Linked DNA regions of Mus musculus: regions 1, 2, 3 and 4 are each linked to region 5. Evidence: chromatin loops called from intact Hi-C (ENCODE). Cell type or tissue: left cerebral cortex. All regions are shown on one strand. Region 1 overlaps C230057M02Rik (a long non-coding RNA gene). Region 2 holds the start of Acsf3 (acyl-CoA synthetase family member 3). Region 3 overlaps Gm35466 (a long non-coding RNA gene). Region 4 overlaps Gm39271 (a long non-coding RNA gene). Region 5 holds the start of Cbfa2t3 (CBFA2/RUNX1 translocation partner 3).

Region 1 (5,000 bases), 71 kb after region 5:
GCCAGACCAGTGACTCCTGTATCCTTGAGCATCTCCTAGCCCTCCATGAGAGTGATCCCAGGAAAGAGGTGAAAGAGGTGACCCTACAGTCAGTGTCAGTGACAGAATGACCCTGAGTACCACCAGCCACCATTATGAAGGGTGAGACTGGGGCAGACGCCGAGCCAAGGGCTCTCCCCTGAGTTTATGACTGGGGTCATCATTACACACACAGGAAAATTTGACCCACGGCTATCAATCGATCGTGGGCCATGATCATAGCATGTAACTCTTCCCCAGGGCTTCTCTCTCAGTCCCACCCATCTCTTCCCACTCAGAACCACGATTGGAGAATCCTATCAAAGGACACAACCAGAGAGAACCAGTGATACTGAAGTCAGAGGCCACGGAAGCGCCTCCGTGGCTCTGCGTAGACACTCAGGAAGCCACCCACCCCCTATGCTGAATGATGTGTGGGCACACTGTCTCCTCCTCAAGGAGCAAGAGCTGGCGGAGCCTTGACTTTGTGTGAGAATCTAAGCATGATGTTTGGTAAGTAGTTCCTGGAGCTGCCGACCCACTTGAGGGGCTTCCCCGCAGGCAGAACAACAGCGACCCTGGGGGGGGTGGGAACAGTGAAAAGGACGGTCCCCATAAGCTCTGTAACTGGTGAGCTGTCTTGGGCCATTAGTGAGGTTGGGTTAAGTGGGTGACATTCAGATGTCATAGGTACCAGGGGCAAGGCCAGGGATATGGAGACTCAGGCCAAGGGGAGGTGTGAGTGGGGTGTGTGAAGTCCAGGCAGGCCAGACTCAGAGCTCTTTGGATGTACCCAGTATAGCATTTCTTCTAGGCTCCGCTCCACAGTTACTTGGCAACAGCTTGGTGTGCCTGACTCACTATAAAAGGGGATGCTTGTCCCCTCTTCTCTCTCCTACTCTCTTCCCCTCTGTCCCTTCTCTCCCCATTCCCCTTGCCACTTTCTCACCACATGCTCATGGCCAGCCTTTACTCCTCTTCTCTCTCTCTCTCTCTCTCTCTCTCTCTCTCTCTCTCTCTCTCTGTCTGTCTCTCTCTCTGTCTCTCTCCCCCACTTGGCCTTTCTCTGTCTCTACCACCCCCTCAACTTCCCTCCCCATGTCCTTAATAAACTCTATTCTATACTATACCACCGTGTGGCTGGTCCCTCAGTGGAAAGGGATGCCTCCGCATGGGCCTGCAGAGGGACGCTTTTCCCCCCACACCATACCACGCCTTTACCAAACATATCCCTGGCTTCCTTGGCTTCCTTTATTTTTTGTAAAACACAACATCCAGGGCATAGAGTAAACTAGGTATCCTATTTACCACGAGAGTGACAACCCAGAGTTCCACCAGGCAGAGAGTTCCTGTATGGTCAAATCCTGCAAGTTGAGGTTCTGGATTTAGAAGGGAGCCAGGTCTAGGGTCTGACAGAGCAGCTTAGCATAAAGGTAGAGGGACAAAGGACAGCTCCATCTGCTCTGATCATTGACTTTAACAGAAGAGTCACAGACTGACCACAGGAACCTGCCCCAGGATAAGGCTGATATGTGCGCCTTGCTCACCTATGCCAATAGTTGGCCCGTGGTCCCTAGGAAGTAACTAGCCCCAGTCTGTGGCCTACTGTAAACATGGCTAGTAGTGGTCTCTTCTGCTTTCTGTTCACCATATTTCCAGACCAGGTGGGACAACTCTCCTTTGAATGAAGTAGCTATGCTTCCCTGAGGACCTTTGAGGGCTGCAGGGGAGCATGACACATAGAAGGCACAGCAGGCCTTCTGCTCCACGTTGGCAAGGTCAGCCTCCATTTACAGAGCCTGTATATGTATCTCAGAGGAGCTAGTGGATGGATGTCAGGAGTCAGGCTGGTCAGAGGAATATGGGTGGGCCACAGGCGCTTATTAGTATGGGACAATGGAAGCTACGTACAGCCCATCCTCCCTGGACTCGCAGGATAGAGTGGGATGCTTCTTGGGGCGTCTGTCCCCAGCTTGTCCCGTGCAGAATGGCTTCTCCAGCCGTTCAGAACCAAGACCATGATGATATGCTTAGGTGCTGACCCTGGGCCCTGGGAGGGGGAGGTGTGGGGTCAGAGTAGTCCCCAGGGTAGGGTGAAAGATGAATTCACAAGAGACCTGTCACCCTGACCCTGCTCAGGACAAGAGATAGATTCAGTTTAGAGCCCGTGGGGGGTACTCCTAGTAGGTGCCTGCTCACAGTCAACATTGGGGGAGAGAGCTGCAGGGAGAGGGGGTGCTCCCAGTGGTGGGGAAGCTGCAGGAGGTTTTCATGTCAAGAGGCAGACCAACTGCATGAATATTTCATTAGGGAGCAAACGTGAGGCCCAGGAACATCTGGTGGAGTCTCCAGGGAGCTGGGCCAGCGCAGAAAGCAGGCACTGTGAAATTTGGGAGGCAGAGTGGGAGGAAGGAGCTGGGAGGCAGGTGGATGCCAACTCTCTGCCTGCCTCCCTGATCCTCCAGCACTGTGGAGCCCAGGACAAAAGGGAAGGTGGCTTCACAGCTCTTCGGCACCCAGAGGGCCCCCCAGCCCGGCTGTCTTTTTATCTCTAGTAGCATCAACAACAGACTTGTTCTGCATGGGGAACTCAACCCCCTATATCTACCCTCCAGGTCAGGCCACAGCAACTCTGGGTGAGAGGATCCCCAGGAACTTCCATACTGGAGACAAGCCAATACTCTCCATAGGCAGAGATGGCAAGGCAGACAGGCATGCTACCTATACCAGCCTGGAGCTAGGGGAAGGCCCAGTCGGTATCCAGGGTCTCTCTTCTAAAAAGCATGCTTGTGTTGTGGACTAAGGCTGTAGGGTAAGGGCCATGGGGCCTCAGTGGACAGCTAGAACCACCTGAAGATCCCTGGGTACTCAGACCAGGGATTCTAAACCAGGCCAGCATGTTCCCTTGCCAGCGGATATAAGACCAATGACAACTTGCCTAGCTGAGTGAACCCGGACTCAGTGAATAAAGTCTACACAGCCAGTTCTAGCTCCTTATGACTCCCGCCCATTCTACTATATCCACCTGGCCCCCAGAGGTGCTACCCAGAGCACTATCAACCAAACAGGTCCTTATCATCAACTGGGCCCAGAGCTAGATCAGACTGGGTTAGCACCAGTGCCCCAAAGTTTACTTCTGAGAATTCCAGGCTCAGCATGGGTCATGGTAAGCCTGCAGTTTGGAGTCAGGAAGCCTGACTGGGCGTCCCTTTGAGTCCTTCCAGTGAGAACACAGGTTTGTCACTTTGCTTCCAGCTGACAATGAACCCTCTGGCCGTGTGTGCGCCGTGACCATGGCAGGTCTGTGCCTTCTTGCCTTAACTTTTCCAAATGCCCTGTGGGCACTCATCTATTCATCCTTAGCCCTGTGCAGAGCCACACGGGACTAGCCCATCCCAGGATTTTTAAAGGAAGCTTGCTCCTCACAAGGCTTTAGCCAGAGTCTGTCTAAAGGCTGTAGGCCACTGTGGTGGTGCCTCCCAGTGCTGTAAGAAGAGGTCTCTGGTTGGTTAAGCAGTATGCATGCCTGGTAGCCCTTTCCAACTGGGCTGCCCATGGGATATCTACAGCTTAGCCTTTGCTGGGCTCTGAACCCTCCCTGGAAATTCTCTCTCTCCCTCCTTCCCAACTGCCTGTTCCGGTCCCTGTGCCTCTCAGTTTCTGGACCATGCTCCTTGATGTCTTTACCTCCAGGCCCCTCCCCATTGCTTCTGGGGAGGCTCCTCTGCTCTGCTTGGCTCTCCCAACCACACTCTCCACAGTCAGAAAGCCTCGCCCAACCTGACCATGGAGGAAGCTGGGCACCATGGAGCTAGCACCAAAGCTAATGTTTTTGCTTACCCAAGTGACCAGACCTCGAGAGAGACACCTTTCTGGGATTAAAGTGACTTCCTAGAGCATTACACTGGAACAGAGTGGCCCCAGTGACAATATAACCGTACTGATCCTCTTGCTATCCCACCAGCCTGAGGCATTGATCCCGGAGCCCCTTGCCAGCCTTTGCTAGAGATGGAGAAGAAAGGAAAGGAATGATGGGAGGGAAAAGGAAGAAATTGGATTTCTATGTTTGCCTGGGACCTCGCTTAAGGAAGGGTACCTGGGCACAAGGACAGTGCCCATAGCTTTGCCTGCCCTACACTGGCCACCTGGGACCACCCATGCCATACCAGATGGAATGTCCCCATCCCTCAGCCCCACCCTCTTTGACTAGCCTATGACCACTAGGAAGGGAGTGAGCTTTGTCCTTGGAGCTGTTAGGAAATACCCAGCCACACGCTCCTCCCCTCCAGAGCCCACCCCACCCGTGCCCTCAGCAGCTGGCTCCTTGGCACTGGCACCCGGATCCCTTTGACAGCATTTGGCTCCAGTCCCATTGATCTGCACACAGGCACCGAGGTGCCAAGCCTGGCTGTGGGTAAGGATGGGGGGCTCTGAGAAAACTGAGAGAGTGCGGTGCTGGATGCTCCAGGACCTTCCAGCCCAGCCCCAGCCCACCCTAACCCACCTTCAAAAAGGAAACAGATCTGTCCCTTCATGGTCAGGGGACCTGGTGTGATCAGTGCAGAGAGGGCCATCCCTGGGAGGACGGACATCAGCGGAGATGATGCAGCCACGGGACCACCATGGGACGCGGCTGCTGTATTCACAATTCCAGATGGTCCACTCAGGCCAACCCACCCCACATCTTTAGAATACCAGCGAAGCACACATAAGCAAGCAGCGGGCACCAAGACATATTAAGGGGCCCAGAGGTTACCCAGAGATGCTCTGGACACTAGGCAGACAGACTCCCTCAGAACTGGCCCTCGGAAAGCTTTCTTGACACAGTACCCGCACCCATATCTGACGTGGCCCCCACAGGTACCCCAAACACAGATACCAGCTGCCTATACTTTAGCGAGCCCCACCCCATCCTTACCTGTTCCGTGCTGGCCTTGGCTACATCCGCCCGCTCCCAGGCTGCCCTCTGTGCCGCATCGCTG
Region 2 (5,000 bases), 98 kb after region 5:
ATCCTGCCCACCAGACTTCCCAGCAGACCCAGCCAATCTCTTCCCCCTCGATTTCCACCTCGGCTGTTTGTCCAGACACACCCCTCCCCCTTGTTTCCAGCCCTTCTGTGGAGGATCCTGCTTAGCCACCACTCTTCCTAGTCCTCAGGCCTTTGGGGAACTCTCTGCTAGAGCATCTTGGTCCTTCAGGACATCTGTAACTCAGCTGAGGACAGTAATGGGGGTCGTGCTGGAGTTTTCCTCACATGGATATGCCTGCTTTCTGCATTTGTTTTTCCTGGCTGGTTAGTCCACATCTCTTCTGTTAGTGACTATCTGGATAACCTCAAATATCTGGTCATTCCAGACAACCCATGCTGTGGTCACTGAAATGTCAATCAGAAGCTCAGGGGCTGGATGGGACTGGACCCTGTGGGCCTCTTGTTATTTGTGTGTGTGTGTGTGTGTGTGTGTGAGAGAGAGAGAGAGAGAGAGAGAGAGAGAGAGACAGAGACAGAGACAGAGACAGAGACAGAGACAGAGAGACCACAGAAGCCGGATCGCCCATGGAGCTTGAGTTACAGGCATTTGTGAATTGCTTGGTATAAGTGCTTAGAATCAAATTCAGACCCCCTGGGAGGGGAATACCACTGAGCCATCTCTCCAGCCACTCTATCTCTTCTCTTGATGGTTTTGTGGTTTTGTTTGTTTGTTTGTTTGTTTTTGAGACAATCTTATGTATCCCAAGCTGACCTCAAACTCTCTATGTAGTCAGATAACCCTGAATTTCTAATCCTTTTGCTTCCACATTCTAAATACTGTGATTAACATGTCTTGTTTAGGCATAATCCTGGGGGTTATGCTAACAACTGAGCACTCCAAACCCAAATCCAGACTCTTGATGATTTCCAAGGCCCAGGGGTCACAGAATCTGTCTCCATTCTGGCCATGTTTAGGACTATGCTTTGGGTGTAGACATTTAAGCATAGAAGTCCTAGGGTCTGTGGTGTAAATCCCAATGTTAGACATTTTGATTCACGTTGATTCTCTGCCTCTTCCTCTCTTTGATCTCACTTGCCAAAAAAGGGAAAAGAAAAGGAAACAAAAAGTTTGTTAGAAACTGTATAACTTCAGAAGCCTCCTGAATTTTGTGTATGGCTATTGTAAAGACACCCAGTGCTCTCCTCAGAAGCCCACATCAGTACTAGGGCGTCTACCATCCTTCGCCTAAATCAGTTCCCTCACCAGTATGTCTCAATGGTAATGCTTAAAACTATATTAAAGCTACGTCTTGCTAACTCCAAATGTGCTTCATAATGAATCTTCCTGAAAGCCTAAGTCAAGAATCCGTGTTTTACCTACATGGAGGTCTGTGAGACTTCCCCAGCTGCTGCAGGGAGAGGAGTTTTGTCTATAGCTTTGCTGCCACTGACAAACAGACCTTAGTGTTTCAAGGTTTATCTTTACTGTACAGAAAGCATTTAGTATCCTACCCTAAAACTGGCTGTGGAGGCATAGATCTGTAATCCCTATACTCAGGAGGCTGAGGCAGTGGGATTACCAGGAGTTTAATGCCATCCTGTGCTACAGAATGAGACCTTGCCTCCATCCTGCCACAGTTCCTGGTCTGTGTCACAGAGGTGTGTTTAGCATATAGACCCCCCCAGCTGCAAGCCGAGGAACCCCTCTTCAGGGGCCAAGGGAGTCCATTTACATCCTGATTTGGCGAAGATGGTGACCACAGCTGTGTGGTCCCTTTGGCCACGGGAGCCATCATGCCTATTAAAATGATCGTTGAGAGCTGAGAATACAGCTCCAAGTCGTTGCGGTGCTTGTCTAGCATGTGTGAAGCCCCAGGTTTCATCCTTGGCACTACGTAAGCCGAATGTGGCGAAGCAAGCCTATAATTAGTCATCTCTCAAAAGGTAGAGGTAGGTTACCCTTAGCTACATTGCTGGCTTGGGCTACATGAGACCCTGTCTCAATAACAACAGTTAAATAGGACCCAATGCAAACAACTCACAGTACTTGTTCCATCAGGACAATGGATCCAGAGATCTGGTAACAGATGTCAGGCACCTAAAGGCCACTCTCTGCCAGTCCCTCTCAAGACTTGCGAGCAGATGGAGTATGCGAATGAGCAGGAACGTTCGTTCCCGGAACGCATTTCTCAGGCGCTGCATCCCGGGACGTATTAGATCGACGGACACTTTTCGCCTGCGGACACTTTTAGGTGTAGGACTCATTCCGGCCCGCTTCACCTACCTGGACAACCTCGCACTCCCGTGCCCCACCCCTGACACCCCCACCCCAACCCCGCCTGACCCCAGGTGAGCGCGCAGCAGACTACAAGAAAGGGGGTGTCGAGGTGAGCTGGAGCTGACCCGGGGGCCGTGGGACCTGTCGGGCAGGTGTCTGTCACAGCGTGAGGGACACTTCTGTAAGGACCCGGGATGACGTCACACGAAACCCCTCCCCGATTTGTTTGCGCCGAGCACCGTGTGGGATGCAGGTCGCCAGGGTCCTGGCTCGGATGGGTCCCGAGAGCCGACTAGGGCGTCAGGGACGGGACCAGCGTGCATGCGAGGAAGGGCTTCTGGATTTGGAAGCGGGTCCGGGAATTTCTCTAAAAGAGAAGTGTGTTGATTCTCATCCTGGAAGGGAGGGAACTTGCCTGTGGCTGACCACTAAGACCCGTGAGAGCCTCCAGATACTGCTGTAGGAGCACATCTAAGCCATAGGCTGTCCCGAGAGGGAGTCCTGAAATCGGAAATGCGCTAAGCGTTTTCAAGGCCAACGTGATTATTGTAAAACCGGTGTCCCTGCTGCCCTTGTCTCCAGACGGATGTAGACATACCTTTCTGATGACATCCCTGGACATGAAGTGGGTCAGGGAACCATGCACAGCCAGATGCCCTGAATAGACAGTGTTTTGCCCTAAAGAACTGGCTCTGGTTGGACGAGCTGGGAGTTAGCTCAATGCTGACAGATGTTTAATGATTGGGCCAGGCTCATGCTTGAAGACTTTCTTAGTTGGGGTTTCTATTCCTGCACAAACATTATGACCTAGAAGCAAGTTGGGGAAGAAAGGGTTTATTCAGCTTACACTTCCATGTTGCTGTTCATCACCAAAGGAAGTCAGGACTGGAACTCAAACAGGTCAGAAAGCAGGAGCTGACGCAGAGGCCATGGAGGGACATTCCTTACTGGCTTGCTTCCCCTGGCTTGCTCAGCCTGCTTTCTTATAGAACCCAAGAGTACCAGCCCAGGAATGGCACCACCCACAATGGGTCCTCCAACCCTTGATCACTAATTGAGAAAAGGCCTTGCAGCTGGATCTCATGGAGGCACTTCCTTAAGGGAGGCTCCTTTTTCTGTGATAAATCAGGCTTGTGTTAAATTGACACAAATCCAGCCAGTACAAAGACCAAAGTGGCTTTGGAGGCCTGCACTGGTCCCATTTCCATATATGAGAGAGTAAGACAGTGCCTCAGAGGGGACATGGTAGAACTTATAAGAACTGACGATGGCACAGCAGTGCCACCCCAGCATGAGTACAGCTGTCCACACAGGAATCAGTTTGCTCTTTCCTCTACCACCCTCTCTGACCTGTCACCCCAGGGTCAGTGTGTCCTCCTCATGGGGGCCACTGTTCTTGCTGGTGTGGGTGTCTCCTCACAGAATGAGGGCCCCATGGGTAACTGTAACTGAGTCTATTCCACAAGGAGCCTGGCTTGATACCTCCTGATGCCCAGTGTCTGTCCATGGCTACCAACGTTCAGGGCTCAGGACTCTACCCCAGAGGTCCTGGAGCTGCATCAACTCTGCCTGCTCCAAATCTTGTGACCACCCTACTGTGTTGCTTATGCCTGGTTAGCCAGGTTGACTCAGCCCTACCACCTCATGGGGTACGGAGGTGTCCAAAGGAGGGTGCCAGATAGATTGGTGGAGGCCAGCGCTCTATTACACAAGTGTGTTTGAGTGTCTCTGATCTACTTATGCTTTTCAAAGGACCATTGGCTAGTGTCAGTTAATGCCATGATCACTTGTGTGAGCGTACTGTATGCACAACTTTTGTGTCCCTAAGGTCGTAGTGTTAATGCAACAAGGGGGGAAGGTTTGCACGTATTTGTGCTACTGCTAAGAGGGCTTCTTTCTCATGATCCAAGCTCTTGCCCTCCCTAGGACTAGAGGCCTGTATCAGGAGGGCTCTCCCATGCCCTTGTTCCTGTGTGCCATCATCTCTCCAGGCAATTCTTCATCAGTAACCTGGTCTCCGGGGTTCCTTTGTGCAGCTTCCTGATGCTGATGAGTTTCCACATCTGGGTGCTAGGCAACAGGCAGTACCTCCTGAGTGCTGGGCTCTCTGGGTGCTTCAGAAGGAGAGTTGTGCCATTTGGAGGCTGTAGTGTAGCATCATGTTAGATGCTTCTGGTGTCTCTCACACAGCAGGTCTTTCTGTGTGAGTTTCTCTATTTTCTGTTCCCTTGTGCAGAGAAAATAGATGAATGACAGATGTTATATCCTTCCTGTTGATCCACTCTTCCCCCAGAGCATCCTGGGACATCTCACACTCTAACCCACAGGAATCTGGTCCCAAGTCTGTAACTCAGAAATACCACCCAGCGCGTCTTTCTCTTGCTTTTGGCATCTCTGACTGTGAAACAAATAGAGAAGTTGTTGGCGTGAGAATTAAAGCACCCCGATTTACTCCGTGCTTGCTGACTTCTGGAAGCCCACATGGCTGTCAAGTTCTTGGCTTCTCTTGCCTAGCCCTGCTGTCGCCTGCATTTTTTTTTTTTTGGTGTCTTTATAGAAGTAGAAATCCAGAGTGTGAACAGCCTGGGACCTCTGAGCCCCTGTGGAGCAGAGCTGAGAGCAGCTGTGGGGCCCTCACTGCCTCATGCAGACCCCATGTGCTTAGAGCCTGCAAGCAGCCACAAGCTAACTTCTGCACAGAAAAGTGAGGTGGAGTTCTCCTGCTATCTTGACCTGAGCACCTGGATAGAAGCGAGAGCAGC
Region 3 (5,000 bases), 150 kb after region 5:
TTTATTTGGCTGTTTCAGATTCTTCACTCCCAAATTTGTCACCAACCCTCTTGGTATTGACTGGAAGAGAACAGTCCTAGTACAGAATGGAGTGGGAACAGGGCTCTCTAGCTCGGCTCCTCACCTTCCCCTCCCCCCGCCCGTTCTTTACTCTCAGAGCGACTGGACTGGAAAGCGCAGGAAAACAGAGGAAGGGGCCGTGCCTAACCCCCAGCCTTTCCACCCAGCTCTTACTTTAGAAGACAAGTTCTCTCCTCCCTCAACCCCAGCCGTGCCCTGGCCACCCCAGGGGAAGCCAACGCTGAACTTTCCTGACAGCAGCGGACACTTACAGAGGCCACTGTGGAACAGAGTTCATTTCCAACATCCTGGCATTAGAGACTCAGGATACCAAGCTCCCAGCTGCTGCTCCAGTGCCCTGCCTGGTGCCCTGCTCCCTGCCATGTTTGTTGATGGACTCCTATCCCTCTTAAACTCTAAGCCCCGAATAAATCCTTCTGTTAAGAAAACATAACCACCCCAGGACACCCTCTGCCCCAGGTCCCCTGTCAGTGCTCCAGCTGCCTCCAGCCCTTGACCGTGCAGCCCCCATGAGATCCAGTTGCCTGTGGACACGGCCCTTGTCATGGCCAACACACTAACTAGATTGGAAACCACGGGAGCAGCAGCTCAGCCACTGTGCACCCCATGGTATCCCCAGCTCTAGGTCCTATTCTTGCCCCACTGAACCTGACTCAAGGCTCTCAGCTCACCCTGTCTTCTCCCAGGAAGTCACCAGAACCAATTCCGGCTAAACCAAGGGGTGTGGGTAAGTACCTGCCTTCTGCACCCCTGCCTTCTGCACCCCTGCCCTCTGCAACCCTGCCCTCTGCACCCCTGCACCCCTGCCCTCTGCACCCCTGTCCTCTCCCTCTCTTCCTTGACCCCAGCATGAGACTGAGGGGATGAAGGACAGAGTGGCTATAAGGGAGGGAAGGCCCTGGAGTGAGGATAGTGGGCAGGCACTCCAAGTTGAAATGGCCCCACCACTACACAGCTGTGCATCAGTGAGACCTGTAGTTCGCTGGGGAGGGGCTTTTGTGAAGTGAGGCAGGCCCCCTCTGCTAAGGGCCAGACTCACAGCCCCTGGCTCTGCTTGCTGGGAAGAAGCCACCCACCTCCCATCTGCCTTTCTGGATCTGGTCTAAGATGACTCACCTGTCCCCAGGGAGGCTGACCTGGTTTCTCACCCAAGCTCAGCTCCCACAGGCCACAGCTGGAAGGGGTGGAGATGAAGAGGCAGCCGCCTCTCCTGGTGATCACTTTCCCATGAAACACAGCCTGGAGGTCCAAAGGAAAAACACCATAAAACTATGTCCCGAGGGGCAGTGGTAGTGCACACCTTTAGTCTCAGCACTTGGGAGGCAGAGGCAGGTGGATTTCTGAGTTGGAGGCCAGCCTGGTCTACAGAGTGAGTTCCAGGACAGCCAGGGCTACACAGAGGAACCCTGTCTCGAAAAACAAACAAACAAACAAACAAACAAAACTATGTCCCTTAGCCAAGTGGTAGTGGCACACACCTTTAGTCCAACCACCCAGAAGCAGAGGCAGGAGGATCTCTGTGAATTTGAGGCCAACCTGGTCTACAGAGAGCATTCCAGGACAGCCAGGGCTACACAGGGAAAGTGTGCCACCCCCGCCACCCCAACAAAACAAAACAAAAACCTGTGTCTCTTTGGAGGCTAACCCTGCTCACCAGACACCTCTGACCTGGCTCATGGTTTGTTTGCTTGCCTGTACTGGCTTCCAGATCTCTCATTCTCTCTCTCTCTCTCTCTCTCTCTCTCTCTCTCTCTCTTTCTCTCTCTCTCTCTCTCTCCCTCTCTCTCTCTCTCTCTCTCTCTCTCACACACACACACACACACACACACACACACACCCTGCCACATTACAGTTAGATCACAGTAAGACAGGGGACTGACCTACACGGCCAGGTTACCTGTGTCAGAAGAAAGACTCTGGACTGGAGCTGATGGAGCAGGAAGATCAGGTTAGGCAGATCCATAAGCAAGGGCCACAGGGCAGATGTGGGGCCTCCGTGCCTGAAACTTAGGGGGGCAAGTGTGACTCAGGTGGAGACAGCACATGAAAGAGCCCATCCCCAACCGCTCAGCCCTGGTCTAATGACAGGGGAAGCCACAGGACCAGATACTTCCTCTACTGTGTCCCTGGAGCCACACTGCCCCCTGCTGCTGCTAGTGGGCATGGCAGGAACCTCTGAGTTGAGGCTGTCTCCTGAGCAGATACTGAGTGAAGAAGCCAGTTATAATTTGTGGACTTTTCTGGCCCCAGCTAGGGCACACGGGAAGCCAAGCAAGCTCAAGGCTGGGCTCTGACTGCATAGGTGCCCCATCTGGTGGGAGGGCTTATTCAGCCGGTACCAGAGCTGGGGAGACGGTGATTATACGCAAAGCCAGAGGTTTGGAGCTCCGAAGCCAACATCCCAGCAACCTGTCCTAGCCCCTGTGGCACTGGGACTGGCAGCCCTCGGGGACACAGGAGCCTGCAGGGGTAGCAGCAGCCAGTCTACTGGTTCCTGCCTGTTCCACCCAGCCTCTCTGTGTGTAGATCTGAAATGTTCCACACTTTTTTTTCCTGCTGGTGAACCCAGGGTCTCATGTGCACTGGGCTAGTCTTCTCTACCACTGACAAGGCCCCAGCCCTTTGTTAGTTTAATTTGACACAGTATCTAAGTTGCCCAGGCTAGTAATCCTCCTGTCTCTGCCTCTTGAGTAGCTTCCTATACGACCCCTTCAGACCCAGTGCATTTTTAATTAATTGGTTAATTATATTGGGGAAGGGATGAGACAAGGTCTCACTGTGTAGCCCAGGCTGGCCTTCTCCAGGATGGCCCTCGTGGCTATTCTGTTCTTCCTTTCCTTCCTCCCGCCCTTCCCATGCTTGTCCCCATACCTCCCCCCTTTACAGGAACATGGACTTATATAGAAGATTTATAGGGGAATAACTCGAGTGAGATTTGTCTGTGGTGTAGAGCATAAAGGAGATAAAACTGGGTTCTCCCCAAGGGAGACACATGTGGCAGAGCACAGTGTCTAACTGCCCAGACTCGTCCTAGCTCACCTGGACTGAAACTGCTGACCCTTCTCACTGCCTGCCTGGGAAGCCACTGTGGACCTCGGAGCCCAGGACAGGGAGGGTCACACGGTATTCCTAGGGGGCACACACCTGGGGTTGCCACAGGAGCCAGCATGGCACCAAAGAGGCAGGAACCAATCACAGAAGCAGGATACCAACAGGCCAAGCCCTAGAAAGGTGGCCCTACCAGGGCCAGGCTGATGGGGAGAGAGTCTTCAGATGCCACCGTGGAGGGACTCCACTTTGATGCCAGCCACCCCACGGCTATTGATGGGTCTGAATGCAGGTGCTGGGCTTGTCACTCTAAAGGCCAGCCACAGGCATGCAGGCAAAACACCCATTCAGATAAAATCAATGGATAGAGTATTTTAAGGTTGAGGTTGGCCCACTGCAGAGGTGTTTCTGCACCTGGTGCCCTCTGGTCGGCTGGAAGAAGCCAGAGTGGGCGTTCCCTCAATTCCTTCTGGCAGTTCTTGACAGGAGTAGGGGTGATGAAAAAACTCCAAAGAATGGGCAATGCTGGCACATGCCTTTAGTACCAGCACTCAGGAGGCAAAAGCGGGTGGATCTCTGTGAGTTCAAGGCCAGCCTGGTCTACAGAGTGAGTTCCAGAACAGCGCAAGACTATCCAGAGAAACTCTGTCTTGGGGGAGAAAAAAAAAAAAAGACTCCAAAGAAAAGTAACCAGTTTATCTCTCTGCCAGAGGTGTCCTCGGATCTCTTGACAGCCTCATTCTTGCCAGAGGCCAGAGATGGCAGAAGTGTTTGGAGGTTCCTAAATGATCTGGTTCCTAAGTGATTCCAGGGTCACCTCTTTAGAGGGGGTAATAAGTACTGCAGAAGCAGTGAGGGCCTACAAAGAGAAAAAGGTCAAGAGAGTAGGATTTCTGGCCTGAATGGGGAGCTAACGTTCTAGTGGATAGAGGTCAGTCACCTGGTTGTGGACCACCCCTAGGAAGACAGGCTCACTTTAAGCCACGTTTAAGAGCTAGAATAGCAACTCGTTGCCCTAGGGGCCCAAAGGGTCATCAGAATTAAACAATCCCCGGTCACTTAGAGCAATAGCTTGCTTCTACTACAGACTTCAGAATGCTGGATGAGTCTGATGGGGTTGGAGGACAGCAGCCAGAATGTATAATAAAGACAGTGGAATTGTTAGGGACTTCTTTCCCCCTGTCGATCAGAGGTGGCTAGCCTGCTAAGGGCCAGAACTCCATTAAACCCTACCATCATTCGATCTGTGCGCATGCCTGTTTGCCCGTCTCTTAGAAGTTCTCTACAGACTTGACTTGCTTTTACACCCCTCCCCTTTGTGTCGAGTATGAATTAGCCAACCACATCAGACCGTGAGGGTGTGCTCCTGTCACTGAGATGAGACACGGTCACGGTAGAATACGACTGAGGGAGTGTCCTGCCCTGGTATTCTTGCCATCTCAGCTTAGGTCATCATTCAGTGTTCTTTGAAAAGGTTCATGTGTGTGTGTGTGCATCTGAGGGCACGTATGTCTACCGCATGCATGCAGGAGCCCGTGCAGGTCAGAAAACGGTGTCAGGTCCCTTGGTACTGGAGTGGGTGTTTGGAACTGAATACAGGTCCACTGCGGGAGCAATGATTGCTCTTAATTGCTGAGCCATATCTCCAGCCACATGGTGCACACGTTTTGCAAAAAAGAAATAGCGTTGCCAGGTTTAAAAAAAACATAATCATAAAATTGTGTCTTTAAGCCTTTTTATGAAACATTATAGAGGCCACCAAGCTAAGGCAGCAGTGTTATCTAACAGCAAAACTGAGCCAGACTGAAGAACAGGATGAAGATTCTCTCATACATCTGGAGAGAGATTTCTGTTGAAAGGAACGCCCCTGT
Region 4 (5,000 bases), 91 kb after region 5:
GTCCCAGGAATGCAGGTACACACTGGGTGACCCTGTGATGTGACCCTCTGTGCACAGACACACATACCCTTGTCCCCAGGACCACAACAAGGCTAGACACACTGCTGGCAGTACTCCATCCCTGGCAGGGCTATGTCTGGCCAGGAGGGCTGACAGACATGCAGCAGAAAGCCTGGGCACTGGGCACGCAAGCCGGCGCTGCCCCATGGGTATAATTCATTTGCACAGAGTGTGCACAGAGTGCTGCCCGGAGCGGCCAGGCCTGGACTGAACCTCTGGCCGTGCCTCAGGCTCTGTGCTCAGTATTAGAGAAATTGCCCTTCCCCCGGGGTAAAGGCTAAGCTTCAACAGGCCCCTTTAAGTCCTTGTCATCCAAGCTCATTTTAGAGGACAGTATGGCGTCCCTGTAAGGACATTGGGGTTATCCAGGGGATACAAGGGACCAAATGCTTTTATTCTCTCAAAATCCACACGCGGCAAAGCCCCTGCTGTGACACGACTAACCCTGGGGCTTCAGCAAATGAGGAACAGGAAGCCCTCTTAAGAGGGGTTGATGTCTATCAGATTAGCCTGTGGACATGCCTGTAGGGCATTTTCCTGATTAATAACTGACGTTGGAGGGCCCTGTCCATTGCAGTGTCATCCTTGGGCTTGTGGGCCCAGCTGTGTGAGAAAAGCAGACGGAGCGAGCCAGTCAGCAGCACTCCCCCCACCGTCTCTAGCACTACCCCCACCGTCTCTGCTTCAGTTTCTGCCTCCAGGTTCGCCTTGCCTTGAGCTCCAGCTCTGACTTTCCTCAATGCACTTCAGCATAGAGGTGTAAGGGAAGCCAACCCTTTCCTCTCCGATGCTGTTTTGGTCATAACCTTTATCATAGCAATGGGGAACAAAGCAGGACACCCATAGTCATGCTGAAGGTTGATATGTCAGGCAGGGTGTGAGTAGTTCCAGTGGGGGAGTTTTGTGTTGCTCGCACAGCTTAGTGTTGGCACCAAGCGAGAAGACAGTGAATGGTGACAGTTTGCCCGTCTAATCTCATCTAGCATTAATGCCACAGTGTATGTGGGACTTACCTAGCTATTTGTTCCTTGACCATATTTCCTGAAAGCTTTTTCTCTTCCTATTACCCTCCCCTGCCCAAGACATGGCCTGCTGGCCTGAGCTTTGCTGATTGTGAGGCACAAAGCACTGGGTCTGCAGGCTACCCACACTGTTGAGTGTGGGCTTCCCAGGGACATTGGCTCCTGGTCAAGTGCCGTTGGGTCTTGGAAGCCACGCTATGTGGGAAGGACACTGAGAAGTGCAGGGAGGGAGACTGAGGCACAGAGGGCACACTCAAGCCAGTGACTTCTGTACTATAGACTGGCCCAAGCACACTCCAGAATGCCGAAGCCATAAGTTTGGGGTCTGTGGGCCCAGCACTAAGGGAGCATCATCGGTCCCCTTAGTCCTCCCTTTCCTCTGTGCCAAGTAGATCAAAGGCTTGGTTCCTCCTGAAGGCCCCTGTCCTAACTTCCTGGCCACCTACAGTAGGGTGCCCAAGCTGCTGGACACCCCCGATAATTTTATTTTTAAACATTTGCTATTTCTCCTTCTCCTTCTCCTTTTGTTTTTTGTTTTGTTTTGTTTTGTTTTGTTTTGTTTTGTTTTGTTTTTTGAAACAGGGTTTCTCTGTGTAGCCCTGGCTGTCCTGGAACTCACTCTGTAGACCAGGCTGGCCTCAAACTCAGAAATCTGCCTGCCTCTGCCTCCCAAGTACTGGGATTACAGGTGTGAGCCACCACTGCCTGGCCTATTTCTTCTTAAGGCTTTGCTCTCTTCACCCCTACAGTCCCGTACTTCTTCCCATTGTAGCAGCCCAGTGGCCTTAGCTGGGTGTCAGCCTCAGGGACCTGGGTCTGTCAGACCACTCTCAGGAGCCAGTCTCCTCTTGGAATGAGTTCCAGACCATCTTGACTTGTGACTTTTCCCAGAAGATAAGGTCTCCAAAGCCTAACCCCTTCATGGGGGTCCCTCCTCAGTCTCTTCTCACTCCACCTAAATCCCAGTCCTTCCTCCCTCCCACACAGCTGGGGCATGGAAAACGAAGGAGCACCCATCTCCTTATCCCAGTACATAAAATTCAGGTCAGGCCAGATGCTCTGCATGGATAAGTCTCTTCCCTGGGGCTCTCTGCAGAATCAGGGATGCTCAGGAGGCCAGAAAGAGCAACTCAGACAAGAAAGCGCCTGGGAAATGTGATCATTGTAAACCTCTAAGCTTCTTCCTCAGGCTGAAGGATTGAGTTCATGTGTGTGGTCTGCTTAGAGCTCCCGTTGAGGCCTCAGCCTCATCGGATCTCCGGGTTCGCGTACAGTTCCCTCAGTCCATGCAGAGCCTCGCCCTATGGTAAGGTTACCATCCAGGCGTCAGGGGCAGTATGAAGCCTGGCCCTCATTTCTGAACTCTCTCAGTTTCAGGGGCCCTCAGACAGGAACTCCTCTCGCTGGAGGTCAGTTCTGGAGTAGGGACCCCTGGACCTCGGCTCGTGGCGCTGACAGTACTACATCTGCGTCAGCTTGGCACCGGTGTTGGTAAGGCTGCTCAGATGGCGTAGGTGGTGCCTGTCGCCTGGCACTGGTGATGAGAAGCACGTGGGCTGTGATGAGATTGGGGGTGGGGGTGGGGCCGCTGACTGAAGGCGGAGGAGGAGCGCAGCGAGAGTGGTGACAGGTGGGAGGCGGATGGAGGATTTGGAAACAAATCAAATTTTCAGTCGCCAGGAAATAGATCCCCAGCCACAGGTAGTCTGCAGAAGAGAGTCGCTGCCTCCCAACTGGCACCTCAAGGGGCAGGCAGGGGCGCCTTTCGCAGCTGCTTCACCAAGCTGGCAGCTGTGTTGCCTTGCCATGTGGAGGGAGCCAGTCCCCGGGAGTGCCCACGCCAAGCTGGTGGCAGCTGCAGGGAAACCATATTCGTGGCACTTGGACATCTTTGCCCCTTGAGGCCTGGCATTCATGGCTTCATGGGAAGAAGTTCTGGCAGGATTGGAGTCTCGATATGTCCCTGCCAGGGTCTCTGATCTCATGACAGTCCCACACAGCTCCCTATCTACTACATGGCCCTGTGGGCCAGCTTTGTTTATTCACACTACAAAAACGGCCAGCCATGTGCTCGCAACAAATGCCCTGTGTATCTACTGGAGCAAATGTAGAGTCAGGCCCTCTGTGGGTCTCTGGAACTTTGAGGACATGCCCAGAGCCTTCTCCAAGGCCAGACAACAGGGCTGTGGAGAGGAAGCATAGACGATGTGGACGGAGGGGGTGTGTAGATGAAGTGTAGACACGGGCAGAGAAGACTGGGTGAGGTGTTTTACATGGACAGAGGGGCCATGCAGATAAGGTGTGGGCTTGGACCAAAGGGCCAGAGGATAAGTTGGAGACGTGGTCTGTGTGGGCTAACCTTGGATCTAGTCAGAGCAGCTCAATGGGAGAGCTGTGGACCAAAAGCAAATGAGGTCACAGCAAGCAATGGGTCATGCTTTGTACTCCTGACTGGCTTTAAATCCAGGTCCCAGTTAGTTACTTCAGTCAGTTTGCTGAGTAGCTCATAGAACTCAAGGAAATGTCTACTAGTTTATTTAAAAGGGAGGCCAGACAGACAGGGGAAATGGGGAAAGGGCTGGCAGTGCCCCGATGCAGGAACTTCTGACTGAACCGTTTGGTTATGCCAACCTCTAGGGTGCTCAGTTGCCCACAGGCTCCGTCTCCTCTCCTCTTGGCCTCTTGTGTAGACATCACAGTCTGAGCATGACGGTGCATGGGCACATGTGGGGACGTGACTGGGCAGAGGGGGTGAGGGGCAAAGGCTAATGTCTGTGGCCAGGTGGTGGATACTCAACCAGGCTTGTCTGGCCAGGCACTTCTTGGGGATTTGAGCTTCTGTGACCTGCTTGGAGAAGAGAAATTGTAATCTTTAAATTTCTATGACCTGTTGAAGAGGTGGCTATGAGTCAAGAGCCACAGAAAAACCCCAAACAGGTGTCTTCTCTGAGTTCCCATTTCTCGGGACACTGACAGTGTTTTAGGAGCCCTGTGCCAAAACCCAGTACCAAAATTCTCTGTTGTTTGATGGCGTGAGCAAACTCACACTTGGTAGACACCGTCTCCCTAGACCAGCCGCCCACAGCATGATGGATCCCCTCAAGATGCTGAGAATTAGCAGTGGACCACAGCCATCTGGCCACGAGGAACGGACAACACTGCAGTGTCGTGTGGCTCAGCCACTGGCTATAGTCTCAGGATGATCTGAGCTCTCCAGCAGACCTGATGACTTCCGCTTAATTATTCATCTAATTCTAGAATGCTCCTCTGACCCCCACAAACTCACAGCCTCCCTTCCTGTGCACCCTCCGGGCAGCCTCACTAAGCACCTTGGTCTCCACGCCACTTGACCCAGAGACCTTGTGCTTGCCATCCCTTTTGTCAAGCATGATGGTCCTCTTTTTTTTTTTTTTTTTTTTTTTAAAGCCTGATTCTTGAACCAGATCATCTGAGCCCTCACTGCTCTGTGATATAAAATTATAAAGATGGTTTGTGACAGAATGGTGTCTGATGTGTTTGATGCTTGTTGTTCTCCTGGCACTGTGTCCTACCTGGGATTCCTTATTTGACTTTTATAATATATACTGGAAATGGCCTTCTCTCCTACAGATGAGGAGCTGAAGGTCTGAGAAGCTCACCTGCCCCTCCCATGTCCCCTCCCAGATGGAAGCCAGACCTTACTCCTCTGATATGTTCACATTGCCTCAGAACTTCACAGCCTTTAGGGTTAGGGAGATGGCTCAGTTGGTGAAGATCTTACCTATCCTGCAGGAAGCCCTGGTTTCAATCCCCAGCACCCATAAACTATGTGTGAAAGACATCCCAGACCTTGAGCAACAGAGGCAGAAGGAGCAAGGAGTTCAGGGTCATCGTTACCTTCAGATATATAATGAGTTTGAGGCCAGCCTGGAATTTACT
Region 5 (5,000 bases):
AATGAATCAGAACCCCCCCACCCCCAAACCCATCCCGCTTACAGTGCAGGAGGGGGGAGGGAAGACCATTCCAGAAGGTGGTGGGAAACACCTCTCCCGACACACCCTCCTGTCTTCTGCATCAGAAGAGGCTGAAGCTAAGCCTGGTTCTCCATGGTGGGCAAACCTACTGGCTCAGATCTTGTGGCCCAGTGACCCAGCCTTGCCAGCATTTCCAGATCTGCGTGTAGGAAGGAAAACGAGTTTCTTTCAGTCACGCAGAAAGGAGTATATGTGGAGCGCAATCAGAGAGATTTCCTGGAGGTGGTAACTCAATTACATGGATAACCCGGTAACAGAGGAAGAGCCAGACAAGGACCTGAGAGCTGCTTGGACCACCCAGCAGCCCCAGAGCATCCTGCAAGGAACTGTCCAGGGGTGTCTTCCATATGCCAGCTCAGGCTTGGCACACAGCAAAAGATGGTGGTGTGCCAGGTACACATGGCCCTCCCTTTCTCCCCTCTCATCAAGATCACAGTACCTCCCGGGAGGGTGGATTCCGCCAGAAAATCAGTCCTAACGTGATATTCTCCCTCCCCGTGTCTGTCTAGCTCCCGGGCAGCACCGAGCACCACATCTGTTCCTTCTGTTCGCAGGGTTCCTCCTTTCTCTGCTTTTCCCTCTCAATGCACAAGAGTGGTTGTGCCCCCCCCCCAAAAAAAAAACAGTCCCAAATAGCGGCATTTTCTCAGCTTGGTGCTCTAACTGTGGGCTCCCAGTGCCAACTGGGGACAGCCACATCTTCTGACTTCCGCCCTTCAGTGGACCAAGGTGGGGTGACATCATGACCCCAGTGTAGCCCCCATCAGGATCCCTCCATGCACAAGACCAGAAATCTCTCACAGGGCTTTCCTACTTCTTCCCAGGCCAGGAGCCAAGTGCATTCTGGCCGGGTATGGCTGAACTCTCTCAGACCAGCCCCTGGGGTCTTAGGGAGATGAGAGAGTCCCAGTCTTGAGAAGTTTCTGAAACCTTCCAGCAACTTGCAAGGGCAATGCCAGGGCAAAGTGACCGCTCCCTTTGTCTTCTGCCAGCCCCATCCTCTGAGTGGCTGCCTGGGAACCTCCTGTTTCTGAGCGCCGGGAGGAAGCACACACCCAGCCAGACATAATGAAGCCACATCCTGGCCTCAGGATAGGAGGGACGGGTGTGACAGTTACTGGGATCAACCCTACAAACAGGAGCATGAGATCGTCTGTTATTTTGAGGAATTGGGCTCTGAAAGTCAGCTTTAGCTCACATGATCAGATAGTTCTATTCATGGAGCAGGGGGGTAGGTCCAGCCAGCACTGTGGTCAAGAAGCCCAAACACACCAAGTTCAGGGCCATGAGTTGAAAGGCAGCGGCTCAAAGCCAGGAGCTGCCAGCCTGGCTGCCTTCTGCTCCACCTTAGTCAGCCCGACTCCGGCTGAATTCCCAGCCATCTGTCCCTCCGCGGTGCTCACACCTCCTCACACCTCCTCCCCGCTGTTCCCACAGCCTGGCTCTGGGCCTGCCCTACACACAGATGGACCGTTCCCAAAGCCTGTGAGAAGGATCAGAGCCGGAGGCTGTGCCTGCACCTGGCTGTCAGGACCCCAGGGAGGGCGGTCAGGATCCCCTCCCGACCATCAGGAAGGATGCTCAGCTCCATGGCCCTAATGGCTGATCCAGGGACCAAAATAAGAGGGGGAAGGGCTAGAGAAAGCAGCAGACCCTCTCCTGCCAGCACTATCTCCCAGGAAGGTTGCCCTCCCGCTACTCCAGTCAGTCCCGAGCCCTGTCATTCAGGCTACCAGTCTTTGTCAGGAGACCCGGCACCCCAGGGGGCGCTTGTGGGTGGTGGTTGGGGAGCCCATACTCCCCCACCGACTCAGCTCCTACCTAAAGATGAACCACACACACTCTGGACAGGTCAAGCTGTCTGCTCACCTAGGGTGGCTGCAACTCAGTCAAATGAGTGGGCAGAGTTGGCTCCACCCTGCCGTGGGCACGAACTTTGTAAAGTGGAGGGGCTGGAGAGGGGGTGCAAAGCGAGGACCCCCGGGACGGCAGCAACCGGCAAAGTAGGGTGACAGCGGCGGTGTTGAACAGGGCAGGGGCGGCACTTACGGTCTGGAGCTCCAGGGGACCGTAGCTCTCTCGCAACCCGGCTCCCGAAGTGGCTTTTCCTTCTCACTGGGTCGCCACCTCCATAACTTGGGGGCGATCCGTACGCTGTCTTCTCGCGCTGCGCGGGGCTCAGGCGCGCGGCGGGGTCGGGGCGCGCGGGGCGACCGCCTGGGCCATGCCGAGTGCGTTCGGCCCCCAGCGCGGGAACAAAGCCCGCACGCTGCCCGGGTGGTTTCGGCCTCGGCGGCCGCCGGGTCCAGCCGCCGTGCTTTCGGCTCTGCTGCCGCGCGCTCGCCCGCGCGTCTCACCGAGTCCCGCGGCCCCCGCCCCGCGCGCTCCGCCCCCGCCTCCCGCGCCCCGCCGCCGCTGCGCCACCTGCCTCCAGCCCGACGCCCATCGCGCTCGCTCCGCCCCGGGGCGCCGGCCGCCGGAGAGAGGCCCGGTTCCGTGCGCCCGGCGCCGCCCAATGCCCAGAGCGGCTCCCGCCTCCACCGCCCGGGTGGCCGAGGGGCCCCGGGACGCGCCCGGCGGACTTGGCTATGGGGTCCGACTCAGGACGTAGGGACCTCAGGAGCGCCAGGCCGCGCGTGGGACCCCCGTACGGATGCAGGAGAGCGGGGCCGTGGAGTGGGAACGGGCCGAGGAGTCCCAGCGCGTAGCCAGTGCGTGCGGCGCGGGGCAACCCGGTGCGGGGCGGACTCCTAGCTGTGCGCCCCCGCCCCGCGCAGGCCGCGCCCCGGGAGGGCGGGCGAGCTGAGCGCACCGCACACACCCACCTCGGAGCAGTCGCAGCCCGACGGCGTCGCTGCTCCCGGAGCCGCGGTGTCTACTCCGGGACGGGGAGGCGGGCGCCCCTCCTTCGGCCGCCGCACCCCCCCTCACCCCCTTCGCAAGCCCTTCGGGGTACCCGGGCCACCTGCGCGTTCTGCCGGCAGGGGGCGCGCTCCACCCGCCGCGCTCGGCCTTGGTCCCCAAGGCGCCAGGCGACCTGCGGCAAGTGGGCTCAGGATCCCGCTCTCCCCACTGCCATCGGGGCCGGCGTTCGCATATGCTTTGCATTCGTTTGCATATCATTCATTTTAATGTCAACCTGAGGAAAAGCCCCCAGCCGCTGCTTCTGCTTGTCCGCGTCCTACTTTCTCTGCTTCCTCTGAGCCTGCTCCCCACCCACTTTACCCACTTTTCCTCGAGGCGCCTTGCGACAAGTCCCAGGCGTTCCTCCGGTTGGTACATTTGAGCAAACTCGCTGCACTTCCTTCCTTTCCCTTCCCAGTTTTTCACTCACTCACACTTTGCTTCTTTGAGACTAAGGAGAGACCCAGGGTCACCGCCTGCAGAGACAAGGGGCCAGAACTTCAGATCAGCGGGGGGGTGGGGGTGGGGGGGGCTTGATTTTCATCTCATTAGGCATACATCTGCATGTGAAGGATAAAAATCTAGCAATGTGCCAAAATTAAATAAATAAATAAGTAAAAATACCCTCCGTTTCTTTCCAGGCTTGCTGTAGTGGCTTGGTTTTCCCCAGTTGGGGTCCCTCTCAGGGGTTCACCTCTGCCTTCTTGAAAAAGCGTTCCTGCACGGTCCTCCTGGGGTGGGATCTGGGCTCCTTGGTTTCCCGGATCTCCCTCTGTGGAGGATGCTATCTAATCCTAGTCTGACACCTATAAAACTGTCCACATTTTCAGATCTCCCTGGCCACATGTATCAATCTTATAGAGGAGTGGAGGGTCCCGAGCCCATTTCACAGAGGAATGTGGATCTAGAAGAGTTGGCTATGTGGCTTGAGACCGCAAACTTTTTATCCCAGGCATATGGACACCAGCTGTGTGGCTGCTAGTGTGCTGTGTACACCGAGAAAGCAAAGGACAGTCCTCTTCAGAGATACTGTCGTGAAGAGTGGCCCCGGCAGAGTGGCCTCTCAGCAGACCTCGTAAGCCAGTCTCTGGGAGCTCAGCCTGAGGCAGGAGTGGGACCCTCAGCTTGAGCTGCAGGTTTACCCACCTCGTGCTGCTGGGTGGCATGTCTGTTTTGTGGTAAGTGGCCAGTGTGTGGCTTGAACTTAAGAAAGGTGCTCACAACCTCTGTTGGAGGTACAGAATTCAATGTGACAGGTAAACCTCTCAGCTAGGAAGCTCTCCCAAGAGAGAGCCATGGCTGCTGCACAGGGAGGAGATGGTGGGGGCCCTGAGGGCTGCTTTGTATGGAGTGGGCCGGCCCCACTGCAGCATAGTCACAACGAGTCCTGACAGCCGTTGTCCCTCCATTTTTCCACCAGCTGGAAAGACATTTCCAGAGCCCATTTGTTACCCACTTGGTCTCCCTGCTACTTTATGAAGAGCTGGTTCCCTGTGGAAATGTCCAGGTCACAGCTCTTCGACACTCTCATGTTACCTTATGGAAGCTCTCAACCCACACTGTGTATCCAGTCCATCTGCAAGACACACGCCTTCTCAGAACAACAAAGAGTCACCAAGCACCAGGGATCACGTGGACACCTTAGAGGCAGCAGCCGCTCAGGAAATCAGGTGCCGCCTGAAGCTCTTTATTGTCTATAGAGACCTGGGCTTGATTCAATTCAAAGGAGCCACTTTCTCTTGCTTATGGCAGTGTGGCTTTCCCCAGTGAAGTCAGCTCTCTACCTTTATCTGGTCCCTGCTTCCCACGAGGCTGTGAGAGGGGCTGTGCCTGCCCGAGCTGACAGTACAGAGCTCACAGTACAGAGCTGACACCAGACTTGCAGCTGGGGGCTCTTCTTAGAACAGAAGCCCCTTTCTCTAAAGAAAGCAATCTCAATGTCTAACACTTCCAGCTACACCTGGGTTGTTTCTGCTATCCTCACCCCCCAGAAGGGCAGCACCTCCTTTTCTCAC

Evidence for each region. Hi-C counts contacts between places; a loop is a spot of excess contacts. Peaks named below come from ENCODE experiments on the same cell type or tissue, not always from the same donor. Only the 100,000 strongest peaks of a DNase experiment are listed, where the experiment ranks them.
Region 1: a loop joins it to region 5, with 3 times the contacts of the local background. A loop is called at or near these places in 4 of 42 quality-filtered maps.
Region 2: it touches region 5 in a loop (3-fold over the local background); 11 of 42 quality-filtered maps call a loop at or near these places.
Region 3: it touches region 5 in a loop (2.2-fold over the local background); 24 of 42 quality-filtered maps call a loop at or near these places.
Region 4: it touches region 5 in a loop (4-fold over the local background); 11 of 42 quality-filtered maps call a loop at or near these places.

Annotation. Positions count from the first base shown.
Region 1 is chr8:122,747,178-122,752,177 of GRCm38, forward strand. C230057M02Rik (a long non-coding RNA gene) reads right to left here. Exons shown (of 4, transcript XR_001778694.1): 1 at 4,937-5,000. Among named protein-coding and RNA genes, the nearest start is that of C230057M02Rik, 3.0 kb to the right of the region's middle. In left cerebral cortex, no CTCF peak of the experiment used is centred here; DNase peaks (open chromatin) are centred at 463, 840, 1,265, 2,404 and 2 more places; H3K4me3 peaks cover 2,812 bases; H3K27ac peaks cover 3,198 bases.
Region 2 is chr8:122,773,282-122,778,281 of GRCm38, forward strand. Acsf3 (acyl-CoA synthetase family member 3) reads left to right here and starts at 2,205. Exons shown (of 10, transcript NM_144932.4): 1 at 2,205-2,309. It overlaps Gm39271 (a long non-coding RNA gene), which reads right to left and starts at 2,167. Exons shown (of 3, transcript XR_879309.2): 1 at 2,003-2,167; 2 at 1-1,052. In left cerebral cortex, no CTCF peak of the experiment used is centred here; DNase peaks (open chromatin) are centred at 2,148, 2,440 and 4,597; H3K4me3 peaks cover 1,505 bases; H3K27ac peaks cover 857 bases.
Region 3 is chr8:122,828,376-122,833,375 of GRCm38, forward strand. Gm35466 (a long non-coding RNA gene) reads left to right here. Exons shown (of 3, transcript XR_388150.3): 1 at 1-808. Among named protein-coding and RNA genes, the nearest start is that of Gm35466, 7.5 kb to the left of the region's middle. In left cerebral cortex, a CTCF peak has its summit at 2,234 (motif pointing left); DNase peaks (open chromatin) are centred at 1,197 and 2,230.
Region 4 is chr8:122,766,800-122,771,799 of GRCm38, forward strand. It overlaps Gm39271 (a long non-coding RNA gene), which reads right to left. Exons shown (of 3, transcript XR_879309.2): 3 at 3,596-3,927. Among named protein-coding and RNA genes, the nearest start is that of Gm39271, 6.1 kb to the right of the region's middle. In left cerebral cortex, no CTCF peak of the experiment used is centred here; a DNase peak (open chromatin) is centred at 2,696; H3K27ac peaks cover 891 bases.
Region 5 is chr8:122,675,732-122,680,731 of GRCm38, forward strand. Cbfa2t3 (CBFA2/RUNX1 translocation partner 3) reads right to left here and starts at 2,444. Exons shown (of 12, transcript NM_001109873.1): 1 at 2,131-2,444. In left cerebral cortex, a CTCF peak has its summit at 3,062 (motif pointing right); DNase peaks (open chromatin) are centred at 131, 519, 1,484, 2,032 and 2 more places; H3K4me3 peaks cover 3,363 bases; H3K27ac peaks cover 3,135 bases.